Linked DNA regions of Mus musculus: region 2 is linked to region 1. The links are chromatin loops, found by intact Hi-C in ENCODE. Cell type or tissue: left cerebral cortex. All regions are shown on one strand.

Region 1 (8,000 bases):
GTGCAGACATGAAGGTCTGAGTTCAGATTCTAGCAATCGCATAAAAGCCAGAAAAAGGCCTCATCTGTCTGTCACACACACAGGGTGGCCATGAAGACAGGAATTCCTGGGGTTTGCTAGAGACTGTGTGTCCCATCCATGCCCTCCCCACAAACAGCAATAACAAACCACCCTAAAGTTGATTATAAAGACTGTCAGGTCACGTGACCTCAGTTTCCCTTACTGTTCTCGCTATTAACAGTCTTTTGTGGCTAAGAGAGCAAGAAATGGATGCTGAGAGATGATACCTAGACTCCATCATCAGATCTTGTCTGTCCTTTATGTCCCCAGCTGCGAAATAATAAGCCGTAGTGCCTATATTCCTACATCACCAGAGGAGGGACCGTTAGGAGGACTTACTTTAGCCAATTACATCCAGTTACAGCAAATTACAACTTAGATATAGTTAACTGACTGCTTTTTGGCCAGAAGCTAAGGGTGTTAAGCCGCTGCCTACAGGAAGTGCTGGAACATGTGTCAATATTTTCTTTTTCATCGAGCTCCACATCGTGGTTCATTCCAATGACCAGGTTTTGCAGACAACACAGGGACCCTCTGCACTTCACAAATCTTCAGGGAAAGCGCTTCCCAACTCAAGTCAGAACTCTGCCTTCCCTCCCGCATCTTCTTTTTCTCTCTTCTGCTTTCCTTACTCCTTCACTCAGGAGTTATTCTAGCTCACGAGACAGGAAACACAGAGAGAAGAGTCATTTGGGAATAAACAATTTTTTCTCCCCAAGGGACTGTAGTGCTAAAACAACATTAAAATTCCCAGCTGAATCTTGTGCTATGGAAGGAAGGCTTTTGCTTTTTGGACAGGCCACCTCTGGGACAATGGGATACTCCATAAGGGTGCTGTGGAGACAAGGGGAGAGGAGGGCTATCCGAATCAGAGCTTGCGGTTCCCTGAGACTGGCCTGCCTGAAGTCTCTTGGTGGGGAACGTAGACTCTGTATTTAAGGATCGCAGTTACCCAGTCTTAATGATTCCCCTTGTCCAAACTAATTGACAGGGATTGCATTATTATCCTGGGGACCAGAAAGGTTACCATCTCTCTGATGCTACTTAGCTTTCTGGAGAGGGCACGCCCTGAAATACGGGGTGCCATGAGGTTCATTCTGGATCTATTTGAGGGACATCGTCTAACTGTGACCCAATTTTATCTTATTTATTTTAAGTCTGGTCTGTTTTAAGTAGTTTGGATATCACCCTTGTTTCTTGATGGCTAATCTCATTTTTCTAGAATTACTTATTTATTAAAAGAATCATTTATTTTATGAATATGAGTACACTGTAGCTGTCTTCAGGCACATCAGAAGAGGACATTGGATTCCATTACAGATGGTTGCTATGAACTCAGGGCCTCTGGAAGAATAGTCAATGCTTTTAACTGCTGAGCCAGCTCTCCAGCTCCTAGAATTTTTATTTTTAAACCCAGAAGGCAAAAAGATGCCTGGCACTGAGATTATTTAGCCTAATGTTTATTTATTTTAAGTTTCATTGCATATATTCAATGTATACAGCACTGGGTTATACAGCAATATCTTCATACAGTGTGTATTATAATTGAACATACCCTCCCTGCCACTCCCCAACCTGCCAACCTTCTTTTTCTGAGATTTCCCCCCCCACCCCCCCCAATTTGGTGACTCTTTGGGTAGGTTGAATTTCTCAATTATGCTTCTAATCTAATCTGGTCCTACTAATTAAGGTATTTTTTTACTGAAGGAAGCTGACACTGTCCCCAACTCCGCCACACACTTTCTCATGCTATTTTTGTTTTGAAGATTTTTGTTCTACACGTGTAGTGTGGATGTGCTCACTTATAATCTCCTGATTATGGCTAAGGCTTCAGACAGAGCTGAGCTCACTTCTCAAGTTATGAGCGCGGCAGTCACCTAATAGTCTGTAATTACAGACATTTAGGCTTTAAAAATCCCGTGTTTTCCCATTTCCATTTGCAGGAGACAGATTTAAAGAGATTTACATGCAGAGACCAAAAAAAAAAAAAAATCCATTGTATTGTAAAGTCAAATGCTGCGGATAGCTTTCTTGTTTTTCTCTGAGCTCCCTTCAGTCAATCCCCCTCCTTAAAGAGATCCAAGGTGGCTCTCAACCTGTGGGTCGCGACCCCTTTGGGGATTCCCAGGGGGTGGCCTAAGTTAGTCTGCATATCAGATATTTACATTACAATTCATAACAGTAGCAAAATTACAGTTATGAAGTATCAATGAAAATAATTTTATGGTTGGCGGTGACCCAACCATGCTCTGGTGGTTCCTAACTTCTATGGGGGAGAGGGTAAGCCTTGAGTTTTGAGTAGTTAGTAGAGGTCTTCAGCATTAATAACTTTGAAAAGGTTCCACAGGGAAGCAGGACAAGAGAAGATGCAGCAGGAAAGATAGGCTTAGTGCATCAGGTGGGGGATCCGGCACAGACTGAGATCTATTCAGAAATTTGTTTCAAAAGTGCAGAGATATTGGGGCACATGTGAATGTCTTTGTGTGTATATGTCTCATACAACATAGATCACATTTCTATACCCAGAATATCGAGCATAGGAGGAGGATCAGTTTTGGTGAGAAAATATAAATGACCCATCATTTTGGGACAGACATCTAATAAATGACATTGATTTATTCTGGGTGAAAAAGGTAAGTTTCCAAGTGGAGCTAAAAATTTAATGGTTTGAAAATCTAATGGTCACCATTTGCATATATTTAATAAATATAAATAAATACACAATCTAATCAAATTAAACTTCACTGTTCTTTCTTTGTTATGATTACAAATCTATAGTCTTTATGCTTCTAACACAAAACCGGTTTTAACTGAACAAATCTAAAAAAAATATGTCTTTACTGAAGAATTTATCTTCCTGCTTCAGGGCCTGAGTTTTCTGGTTGCCCCCTTTAGCTCTTAATTAAGTTAAAATCAAGGGGGATAGCTACTTCAATGAAATAATTAAGACATAAAGATGAGAAGCTTCACTCCCTTCTGTGTATGTTGATCTGCAAATCCTCGGTACCGTAAATGGTTTTTGGATTTGAAAAGCAGCTCAAAGCCCAGTTACAAATGGAAGGAATGACTCAACCAGATAGAATTTCCTTAATTCTGAATGCCTTGATTTTTTGCTGATGGGGGGAAAATCTTTCCCAAGGGCAGGCAGATGAATCTTTGAGCAAACCTCCACAGGAGGGCGCCATAGTGCGACTCTGCTGCAAGCTGCAGCTGCTGAGGCCCTTCCGGCCTTTATCCCTGTTTTGATGAAGTGTCTCAGATAGAGTGTGTATTCCCTGAACTGGAAAATTCTATGTTGTCAAAACTCAGGATGATAGGTTTCATGTGAGTTTGCTTTTGTCTATCGGTTTAAAACGACTGGAAGTAATTTAATCTTTCTTTGGGAGGCATGTGGTCTTTGTACATTTTATCTTAAAACACAGTAAAATGGGTGAGCTGCATGCTTTAAATGAAGCAAAAGCTAAACAGGTCAAAGCTACAGCATGCTTTAAAATGGCTGGTATATGTTAGAACAAGCTAATTAATCAAACCTGGAGACATCACAAAAGTGCACTTATTACTTATAATTAGGATGTGTTTATACGTTGTTTGCATAGATCACATTATTTTCAAATGATATATATTACTTATAATGGCATGTTTAGCTAACTAGGTGGTAGATAGGTAAATCAATCTTAGCAAATATAGGAACAGAATCAAAATATAAATTGTTGAATGGCTCTCTCTAAGACATAAAGATTCTGGAAACATACACTACAATGTTTGTGGTAGATATTTGGCCCAAATTACAGACTTAAAAAATGAGCCTTTTTATAACTCACATTTTGGTAGTATATTCTCAAACCATCCTCTAAGAGATAAGAAATGTTAATATTTTACTAGATTTAAATCAATATAAAAGTAATTATGATCTTGGCAGTTGCCATGTGTCTTTGTGAGCCTGGCCTTATTCTGAAGACAAACAGAGCCTTGTAAGCTCAAGACAGCCACACTGAATGGACAGCTTCATTAAATCTGAGAAGGACCAGGCCTGGTGGATATCGATATAGATTATATGGTTCCAATAACTGTTTATATAACATACACATTTCCAGTAAGAAAACTATTCATCTCATTATGGATTTTGCTCAAAGAAATGTCATGTGGACTAATCCTAACAATGGAGAGGAAGCGGAGGAGGGGCCTTGGGTATTTTGAGAACCTCTGTGGTAGGATGTAACTGCCTTACAGTCAAATGTTGGTAGCTTTGATAGTCTAGGAATTTGTAGTTGAAACAAAATAACATAAGTGCAGTATAAATGGGACAGCTTTCGGGGTCTGCATTCCTTATTAGAAACTGATGCTGTCAAGATTTCATACAAGCGAGCCTGCAGAAATATCTCAGTGGGGAAAAGCCCTTGCCATGCACAACCCTGAATTCAACCCCAGAACATGCGTTGGATGGAATTGACTCCTGAAAGTTGTCCTCTGACCTAAACACACACACACACACACACACACACACACACACACACACACACACACACACTCACAAGCACATGAACACACATACAAAAAACACTCACATTTACACAGGAGATATACACACACATACAATATACACAGAGAGAGACACATAAAGATACATTCATACACACAAAGTGTACATACACACAGGAAAACACATACAAAAATACATTCATATACACAAAGTGTACACACACATATACACACATACAAAAGTACATTCACACACAAAGTATATACACACACTATACTATACACAAACTCAAACACATACAGACATGCCCCACACACATAAACACACATATATTTTATACACAGAGATATCATACATATAATAAATAATTTTTTAAAAAATTAAAAATATCATACTCATGAAAACACTTGCTTAGGTAGAGAGGCTGGTGGACTTTCCAATGGTTCACACCTGGTTGGTAACATTAAATTTGCTGGTAATTAAAATGCTACTTCACTGTTTTCCCAGGGAATTGAGCCACAGTGACTAAATTTAATATCTTTTCTTTTTAGCTCCTACTGATAGACCTTTATGTCAATAAATAATTCAGAAGGTAGATTTAAAAATACAAGACAACTTAGGTAAGTGCTTACACATCATATTATTTAAAACACTGTTCTGTAAATTTGGCAACTTTTATGTAGTCAGATACTTTAATAATTTAACCACACTTAGCCAGTTTTCTTTGGATTTTTTATTGTAGGTTTATTCTAGTTTATATTCTATAATATTTTATTATTGTGCAATGCTGGGGGTTGGGAAGTGTTCTATCACTGACTGATGCCTCCTCCCCTTTACCCAGAATCCAGTTCATCAGAAACTTCATGAGACAAGTTCTTTCTTTAAAATCTTAAGAGAGTCATTGTTATGAAATGTCTTGACATCAGGAAGTCAAACTAACTCAACTTCTGAGTCAGCTTCCACTAGATTTCATATCATTGTGTGATATCAAAATATTTCCTGCACACAAAAATGTCTTATTGATGACATTTTATTTTGTTTTGCCATTTCCCTCCCTTTATCCCTTTTTCTTTTCTTTTCAAAACTTTTATCATTATTATTCGTATGTGTGTGTGTGTTTGTGTGTGTGCTTGGCGTACCACTAAGCCTAAGGGCTACACTAATCTACAACTAAAAGCATACATACTTAGAAGGCAGCTTGACAGCATGTGCATTTGACACACATGCTGAAATAGCATCCCCTCCTCTCTGGGCCTTTGACCTTCCAAACCATAAGTTTAGATCATGTTTACATGACAAGGTATGAAATTCCTTCTTGTCAAGCAGGCTTCGAGTCCAAACCCTCAGTGGCTGGTTACCTGCTAACCTCCACACCACTATTGCACAAGTGGACATATCTTGCTTGGCAGGTCAGGATTGTAGCATCAGAGTTGGCTGCCAGCAATGCCATCAGTAACTTTCCTCTTCTGTATTTTCCTTTTTTTTTTTTTAAATGGCATATATTCATTATCCTTAGTAAAGTATTTCATAAGGACATTTAATGCAAGCACACAATGTATTTTGACCATATCCCTGGTCCTTTTCATCCCCTTAGACAGTGACACATCTCCTCTTACGTCATGTACACATATATGATTTATGTATCAATGTAAAATCTAGGACCCATAATGGGAAGACATATTTGTCTTACTGATTCTGGCTTAACTCCCGTAATACCATGATACTAAGTCCATCCCCAGCTCATCCATCTTTGTGCAAACGATGTAATTCCGCTTTCCTTTTGGGTGAATGAAATTCCATCGTGTATACACAGCTTGGTTTATCTCCCCTACTGCTGAGCAACTGGGTTGGTTCCATACCTTAGCAACTGTGATCAGAGGTGGACTGAACAGCCCTGTGCAGGTACTTGTGACATGTGGAAACACAGTCCTCTGGATTTCCTTCATCTTTTGTGACGCCCCCCAAAGTAAAGGAGTTGGTTTTTTTCCCAAGTGGGGAAAATCAAAATAAAATCAAATTGTAGTGCAACCAAAGCACTTCATTTCTTAAGCGCCATCGCTGGAAGAATACAATCAGAAGTTTGAGGGGACAATTATTGCTTTGCTTGCAACATGGCTCCTTCTTCAGGGGAAGGGAATGGCATCGCCATGCCTTTGTAACTAGGACTCCTCAGTCCACCCCCTCAATGACTGACATCAACTTCCCCATGTACCCAAGACGCTGAACTTGGGACTTAAAAAAATCTCATATTGCATTTTGGTCAATGTTTTTAATTTGCTTCTTTTCTTTCTTGGTAACTATCTTGTCAAAATCATATCTAATGTTCTGAACAACCAACAAGGTGGACAAGCGGCAGGCTAGTGCTATCCTCCCTGCTGTGCCTCAGAGTTCAAGTCATTTGTACCATTTATTTTTATTAGTTGGAAAAGGTGACATTGGTTGCTTTTTGTCTGGCATTTACAAGTCAAGGGCTAGGTGTGAAATGTGCTTATTTTATTGTGGCAATGTCTTAGTTACTTTCTGGTTGTTCTGATTTAAAAAAAAACTGAGAGAAGCAACTTTTCCATGGAAGAGAGTGCTCTGCTGCGATTGGTTTACTTCACTTAGCACAATGTCTTTAAGGTTCATCTACTGTGTAGAGTGTCAGGGCTTCCAGAAAAAGCTTGACACATAAGAATGCTGTTTCACAGAAGTGTTATTCTTCTGTACCTTAGCAGAGGACAAACATGGAGATATGTCCTAGTTTTTTTCTATCTATCTGTCTGTCTGCCTATATATCCATCATCCATCTATCTATCCATCTATCTCTATCTAATCTGTCATCTATTAATCATAGATCTATCTATCCATCTATTTATCATTTATCTATCTATCCATCTATCCATCTATCATCTATCTATCTATCTATCTATCTATCTATCTATCTATCTATCTACCTATCATCTATCTATCTATCTATCTATCCATCATCTATCTATCATCTATACATCATGTATCATAAAGCCATTTCTTTATCTATCATCTATCTATCTATCTATCTATCTATCTATCTATCTATCTATCTATCTAGATACTTATATATCTATCATAGTCTATTTATCATTTGTCCTCCATATACCATCTATCATTGTTCTACCCACACATCTGTTATCTACCTATCTACCTATTTGTCAACTATCTACCAACTGTTGTGTATCTACTGTTGATCTAATGTCTACCAATGTGTGTATCATCAATCTCATAGAGTAGTCTCTATGGACTCTCATCTTAACATTTTCTAGTTTATACCAATGACATCAACACTCCATGGTTTATTCTCTTTGTCCACATTTAGGACTCCTTTCTCTTTATAGACAAAGCCCCTCACTATTCTTTATGTGTTTATTTATTTCCCCACTTTTGCCCATATGGAACTGCACTTCAAAGCTGTGGTCAGTCAAAAGCCTGCCTTAAGATACAC
Region 2 (8,000 bases), 430 kb after region 1:
AGTATGTCTACATAAGGGTATGCATGTGTTCAAGTATCTGCAGAGGCCAGAGACATGGGATCCTCTACAGAGGCCAAAGGCACAGAATCCTCTGGAGATGAGGTAGCTGATGGTTGTAAGTCTCATGTTAGGGTGCTGGGGACCAAACTTAGATCCTTTGGAGGAACAGTGGGAGCTCTAACTGCTGAGCGGTCTCTCCGGCACACAGTGGCCTTTTCTAAAGCTCCTATTACTTGGAAATGAGCACTGAGGTATTCATGGTGCAACAGTGACACTTTCTTTGTGATGTTCTAGGAAATCAAAGAGGACGAAGCACACTAAATATTGACAAAAGTCTGATAATTTGTGAACTTACAAGATTAATAGGTCGAGGTTTTATTCAACAATCTGATAGTTCTGCATTTATATGGAAAGTCTGACAGTCACATTTTCAAATCCTCCAGTACTTGAAATATATAAAGTCAGCCAAGCTTTGTTGACTTGGAATTCACCAACTTAAATTCTCAGACCAAATGGGCAACCTAATTAATTTTATTAAATGGAAATAAATCTTTGCTTTCATTTTGCTTTTTTATATTCTTTAGAAAGGGAAATCAAAACCTCTTACTATTTTGAAATTATAATGCACACCTCCAGATATAAGTTGAACAGCTATTAAAATTCACACTTCAACTTCCTAGACTTACTTCACAGACTTATTAAATCCTAGATCATGGATTTACAGCAAGACAGAGACCAGAGAGGGGAAGCGGGAAACATCCATGGCAAATGACTAAAAACCGGAAGGAATAACTAGATCCTATTCCTGGAAAGACAGCCATCCATTCCTGGTTGTGAGAGGCTCTCCAACCATGGTGCTTGGAAGTATGAGCCCCAGGCCATGGTTTTCAGAAAGCACCACATTCTAAACAGGATAACTGGGCTGGAAAAGTTCTAATGGCCCAGCCTTCCATCTGGGAGGAAGAGTCTAAACGTGAATGACTAGAGATGGATGCTGATCGTCATAGGTTGCAATGAGACAGTGTCATAGGAAAGAGGTGTACCTTGCAACTGATGGATCCTTCAGAAGAACCACCACCTTGAGTGGTACTTGCTTCCCCAGCCTCCGAGCTTACGTCATGGCATTCGGGTCACCATCAAGCTCGTCCTGGTGGAGAAAGCAGATTGGCTTGTTCGGGATGCTTTCCGAGAACTGCTAGGGTCCAAGGGCTCATGATTTTTATGTCCTTTAAGAGACTAGTGTCCGTGGTAAGAACTAATATGGCCGACTGGGGCTTATCCTGTGACTGGCCTCCCACAAAGCACCGGTCACACGTTCTCTTATCTACACTGGGGAAGCGCTTAGCTTAGACCAACCGATCTGGGGCAACTCTGGAGGGTCACGAGGTTGTACATAGCTCAGCGAGGGCTGAGGGCACTGGGATGGAGAGAGGCTAAGAGACCAGTACAAGTTCAAGAGTGCCGCAGCCAGGGTAAGCTCAAGGAGATCGGAATCCACAGATAGGGCACCCATGATAAAGGGTTTTGCTCTATCACTGTGCTGCCTTCTGTTTCCATTAAGATAGACAGGCACCCCGAGGTGCGCCTGACCCTCTACAGATCCTTCATTGTCCTCTCTGTATGGCATTCTATTCTCTGAAGATCCCTTCAGTGGCAACTCAGGCAGAAATTAGCCCTTAGAATAATATTTCAGAGGTAGAAAGATAAACTTTCGTACTAGGGTTATCTAAGCTGTCTTCCTAGGTGGAGCCCTGGGTTTCTAAGGTTGGTGTGCAGATATACCCAAGTGCTAACCAGAAATGCAATCGTGCCTTGGGGACTTTGAGTTTCCTCTTTGCTTATGATAAGGAGAAAGGTACTGCCTGGTATGGTATGTTCCAGATGTGCGGAAAGCCAACTGCCTGGAAGCTGCCAGTCCACAATCCACAATCCACAAACCCACTGCCATCCCCAAGTGACGTGCCTCTGGGGAGAACCACCGGAACAGGAATCTGGGATTGAAATGAATCAAATTTTGAAATCTGGATTATTTGAGACAGACAAAGGATTGGCTGGATTGGCTCCAGAGCTGCCTTCTGCCTATGCCGAGCAACACGCTGACTAAAGGGCAGCAGTTCCCACCCCTCTACAGTCTGTGACAGCAGGGCTCGTCCAGAATATTCCAAAGTATATTTCCACCCAATCAAAGAGTTCAGATTGGACTTTCTCCTCACTTAGGCAACAGATGCCTACCTGATCATGCTCCTCAGCGTCACTGAGGCAGCTCCACTCCCCCACCCCACCCCCCACCCCGACCCCAACCCGATTGATAAATTACCCTCTGTTGCATTTGGGGAAATTATTTACATTAAATTTGAACACCTTTTAATATTTAAATCAAAGAGGGGCCAGAAAGATGGCTTTCTGGTTAAGAGCACTGGTTACTCTTCCAGAAGACCTGGGCTCAACTTTCAATGACTACAAGGTGGCTTATAATCATTGGTAGCTTGGGTTTCAGTGAATTTGATGCTCTCTTCTGGCTTCTGCAGTCATCGGGCATGCATGAACATGGAATGCATGCCCACAGGCAGGAGAGACACCCACACACATAAAGCTAGAAAAATGATAGGAATGGATCCAGACTTACCACTCTGTGCAAAACTGGACCTCAACATAATGCCAGATACGTCACACCTGGCAGAAGAGAAAGTGAAGAGTAGCCTTGGACCGATTGGCCCAGGAAAAGATTTCTCTGAACAGAAACAGAATTAGCACAGGTGATAATACCAACAATTAATAAATGGGACCTCGTGAAACTGAAAAGCTTATGTATGGCAAAGGCCATTGTCATTCGGGTGAAGCAGCAGCCTACAGAATAGGAAAAGATTTCTACCAACTTCATGTCTGATGGAGGGCTAATATCCAAAGATACAGAAAGAACTCAAAAAAAAAAAAAAGCAAAAAACCCTAGATATCAAGAAACAAATAACCTAATTAAAAATACAGTATAGATCTAGACAGCAAATTCTCAAAAGAGGAAACTCAAATATCTGAGAAATACTTAAAAACATACTCAGCATCCTTCATCAGCTGGGAAATGCAAATCAAAATTACTTTGAGATTTCATCTTACCCTTTCTCTTCCTTGTTTATTACACACATGCACACACTCTCTCACACACATATAAACACATGAAAACACACACATGAAAAACCATTTATAGTATATATTACATCACTGCACTCAGGGTGAACTGTCCTCAATTGATAATTGAATTTACTAAAAAGTTGCTCTCTTTTGAAAAATACGAAGAGGCTGTGTCTCTGTTCCTGTATGCTCTGCAGGTTGAGGCAGCCGTAGGATGTTTCTGAATGAGGCTGCCTAATGAAGATTCCCAAACTATAAGTAGGCAAACCCAGAAATACGTCAGCTGCCACCAAAATACCTTCCCAGCCCTACGGAATGTTGACGAGAGTCTAGGAAAGTCAGGCAGGGCCTTGTGAGAAGATATAGGCAGATGGAGTATGGGCAGAGGAAAGAGAGCATTGGATTTATAAATATTTACAGAGCAATCATTAGGCTTAGTGAGAACATGCAGTTTCTCCCTGAACCCACTGCTGGGAAACAATCATACAAAGCATAAAATTACTCAGAGGAGGGAGAGCAGAGTTAATGGGGATTTTTCAGAACCAGTCAGGGCTCTTCCTTCACCCTCTGAGGAAGTGCACAGTCACTAAGCTCAGTAGAACTGAGCTCAAGTGGGGCAGAGGAAGCCAGTTCAGCCACAGGCCTCCAGGATCTCAGGGCAAGATGCCCTCTGTGAATGCTTCTGCCAGTGTCCTCTCTGAAGTGAGGTGCCTCAAGTCACCCCGGCTCCTCTCGTCTGAGTATCATGTAGTGACAGCTCAAGACATGTCCCAAATGTCTCCTTTCAAAAAGGCTCTTTTCAAGCCATGAGAATTTAGCCTTATGCTTCTGAGGAAGGCTCGCATTAGGCAACATTTGTTTCATTCCTGTTTGTTTCGAGCCAGGCTTACACAGCCTCGGTGGCCTGTGGTGGGGCTTGCCAGCATTGGCTCCCAGGAGCCTCAGCATGCCAAGAGCAATCTACAAGTGGCAATGAGATGGGAGGGGCTAGAGATCACAATAACCAGAGAGCTTTGTCCTCTTCAAAGCGACCATCCGAAGGTCCAGAGGCTGAAATGGTCCTTGGGCACAATCTGTTCGGTTTCCTTGTAAAAACTTCCTGATATTGTGATTATATTTACACTCTCTCAGCAAATTGTGCAAGACTTCTGTACACAGTGACAAATGGGCTCAATTCTTGTCATTTCAAAAATTAATTGATTTAAAGTTATATGCAAATTTAAATCCATTTTTTCTTAGTCAGTGTTCTTTTTTTTTCCCTAAAGTAACTATGTAATTCAAAATGTTTTTCCCCCCAGAAGCCCACTGTAGACATCCCAAAATCTTGTCTCATCCCAGCAGGGTAGAAATAACATCATTTTCTACATTTACCTTATTGAGACATATATGGGTATCAATTCCACCTTGCCTCCAGATTTTCCCTAAGTGTTTTGTGGACACTTCACTTCTCTTCAGAAAGCTGTGAAGAGAAGGGATTGGTGATGACCATGTGATGTGTGCGCACACATGTGTGCTCTCTATGTCTTTGATATGTGTATGGGCATGTAGGGATCCTCCGATTCCTGCAGCCGGAGTCACAGGAAGTTGTTGTGAGCCACCTAGTGCGGATGCTGAGAACCCAAGCAGATCATGTGTTAGAGCAGTAAGTGCTCTTAATTCTTGCGCCACCACTTCTGCCATAATAGCCACTCTTTTGTGCATGAATCAGGGGTTACATTTAGAATATACCCAAATCAGTCACATGATAATTAACTACAAAAGTGTTTAGAAGAAGAAAAGGAAGAGGAGGAAGAGGAGGAGGAGACGATGAAGACAAAGAATCAGAAGAAAAGGAGGAGGAGGAGGAGGAGAAGATCAAGATTGACAACACACTGGTATTTGAGGTATGTGTGGAAAATGTCACTGGCTTTTCCCCCCACAGAAACCTGTCCATCCCCAGACACAGGACTGGGAGCACGTAACTAGACTCACCTCACTTCTCCATCCAAACGTCAAGATGCCTGAAGTTTCCCAGGTTAGGGGATCGTTCCTTTTTTTTTCACGGTAGTGCCTGTTGCCCATCAGTGGCCTCTTCCAAACATGGATGCTGCTGTGTCAGGGTTATCATTTCAACAAATTAGTAGAGTTGAAATTATCAAGATAGGGGGAAAGTGAGGTCGAGCTGATCCATATTTCAGAAAGGAGCTAGAGAAGGCTTAAGCAAAGACTAGGGCCTGCAGGCTTAGCAGAGACTTGAAAAACAAATATAGGAAAAAGTATATTGGCTTAAAAGGACCCCCGGAAGGCCAAGGAGACAGACTGACAAGAAGCACCCTATTTGTGACTTTTTTTTTTTCTGAGACAGGGTTTCTGTGTGTAGCCCTGGCTGTCCTGGAACTCACTCTGTAGACCAGGCTGGCCTCGAACTCAGAAATCCACCTGCCTCTGCCTCCCAAGTGCTGGGATTAAAGGCGTGTGCCACCACTGCCCGGCTTATTCATGACTTTTAACACCAGCCGGCTAAGTTCACATGTCAATTGCAACCGACAAGGCCCTGAGTGCTTTGTCATTGAGGTGGTTTGAATAAGAAACACCCCCGACAGGCTCTTGTGCTCGAACACTCCATCTCCAGCTGGTGGGACTTTCTGGAGAGGTTATGGGAGCTTGTAGGAGGTAGAGTCTTTCTGGAGGAAGTATATTATCAGTAGGGGTGGGCTTTGAGACTCTCTAGCCTCACCTCACTTCTGGCTCTTTCACTCTGCTGCTTCCTGTGTGGAATGAAATGTGATCACCCGGCTTCTTGTTCCTGCCACAGCACATAATCTGACTGTTGCATGCCTCCCACCACCAAGATGGACACTCTCTTTGACCTTAAGCCAAAATAAACTCCTTCCCTAAAATGCTCGGTCTTCAAGGTATTTGAACACAACAAGGGACTAACACAGTTGTGGGCCTCATTGGTTTAGAGCAGAAGTTCTCAACCTTCCTAATGCTGTGACACTTTATTACCGTTCCTCATATTGTGGTGACCCCACCCCTAATCATAAAACTATTTTTTGCAACTTTATAACTAATTTTGATACTGTTATTAATCGCATTGTAAATATCTGCTATACAAGATATCTGATATATGACCTCCCCTGACAAAGGGATTGCAACCCACAGGTTGAGAACCACTGGATTAGAAGGTAGGAAAGGGCTAGCTTCATCCACATACATCCACAGACTTAACTGTAGTTTTTTTCCACCTCTTTGATTTTTTTTAATCATTTAATAGGCCTCCACCCCCACCCCCACTCTCAGTCAGGGCCAGTCATAGACTTAAAATGACTGCACCCTTCTCTGCTGCCCAGATTCAGAGAGGAGAAAGGGAGACAGGTTCTTTTTCTCACCTTCCCAGCGTAGCTGACTACCTGGCCTCCATGCGAGTCTCTTGTCCTATCAATTTAGGGCAGCTGTCTGACTAGAAGAGCAACCTCTCCTCTTCCTTGTTGCAAATATTTTCAAAAGGAAATAAAAGGTGTGATTTTTCCAGAATCAATCCAGTGACTGACACGACAGTAAATAAGAGGCTTTTTCACAGAAAAGAATCAGCCACCAGAAAGAGGCAGTTCTCCCCGGCTTCTACTCCCCACCCCTTGATGCCCAAGTTCAGTAGGGATTTGATTCGGCCAAAGATAGGTTTCCAGATTCTGACCTGTATCTTCAGCACCACGGTTGGGACATGATCTCCTTAGGGAAAAGCATGAAAGTAAGGAGCATCAGAAAGAACATACACCACGTGGGAAATCAGAGCCAGGATGCTTTATCACAGCCCTGGCCAGTTTCGCTCCTAATCTAAGATTGATTGTAGTAGAGCTGTGTGGACCATGGGCCTCTCATCACAGACAAGGTACACCAAGACCTGGAGCCAGGAAGGAACTGCCCTCCAGCAAGATATGAACGGTTCTTCCTTCTCCATTACAGAAGGACTTTCTCTTCTTCCCAAGACCTCAAGTGGAGATATACAAGGTGATTGCAGGAGAATGAGCCCCACTCAGCCTTCCCCTCTTGGTCCTCTCACTGGTAGTCTCCTAGTACGAGCCTAAAGCCATGTCTTCAGCTGCTGGGTTTAAAGGGACCCTTCCAGTCTCAGGTCTTCATTCCTGACATATGGCTCCGTTATTAATTCCCTTGCATTGACTAAGATGTGTGTGTGTGTGTGTGTGTGTTCACTTGCATTGGCTAAGATGCTGTGTGTGTGTGTGTTCACTTTCACTTGCATTGGCTAAGATTCTCTGTGCATGTGTGCTTTCGTGTGTGTAATCTGTTCATGTGGATGAATGCACATGTGCACACAGGTTCATGTGCATGCGTGTGCATCTATGTGGAGGCCAGATGTTAACGTCAGAGATCTTTTTTGGTTCCCCTGCACCTCTGAGTTTTTGATACAGTGTCCCTCACCAATGGACTCCAGAGCCAGTCATATCTCCACATGCCCAGAGCTGGCATTATGGACACTTTCTGCTGTACTAAATTCCCAGCTTTTCCACTACTCTTCTTCTCAACAGAAAAAGGTGGGATGATAGAAAGGAGGCTCAAGTGGCAAAGTGTCCATCTGGAAATCGCAAGGCCTTGAATCTCATATCTTTGGAATCCAACACACGCCACGCACACTGAGCCGATTCCCCCTCAAACCTGTTTTCAAACCCATTTGTTCCTCCTTGAAGTTCGCATTAATTCTTGAGGAATGTGAAAGGAAAGGACCATGGAAGCCCTCTACGCCCTGCTAGCCCTCACCCTTGGGGACAAGGTATAGCCAGAGAAAGCCCAGCATAGAGCTCTCTAAAAACTCTGTTGTCCAATTTGATAGTCATCTCTCCATAAAGATGAAGTAAAATTTATTAGCTCTTTGG

What was found. Hi-C counts contacts between places; a loop is a spot of excess contacts. Peaks named below come from ENCODE experiments on the same cell type or tissue, not always from the same donor. Only the 100,000 strongest peaks of a DNase experiment are listed, where the experiment ranks them.
Region 2: a loop joins it to region 1, with 2.7 times the contacts of the local background. A loop is called at or near these places in 14 of 42 quality-filtered maps.

The regions. Positions count from the first base shown.
Region 1 is chr10:68,461,889-68,469,888 of GRCm38, forward strand. All of the region lies in intron 5 of Cabcoco1 (ciliary associated calcium binding coiled-coil 1), which reads right to left. Among named protein-coding and RNA genes, the nearest start is that of Gm32872, 63 kb to the right of the region's middle. In left cerebral cortex, a CTCF peak has its summit at 3,232 (motif pointing right); a DNase peak (open chromatin) is centred at 3,236.
Region 2 is chr10:68,889,578-68,897,577 of GRCm38, forward strand. No RefSeq gene overlaps it. Among named protein-coding and RNA genes, the nearest start is that of Gm32931, 71 kb to the left of the region's middle. In left cerebral cortex, no CTCF peak of the experiment used is centred here; a DNase peak (open chromatin) is centred at 3,991.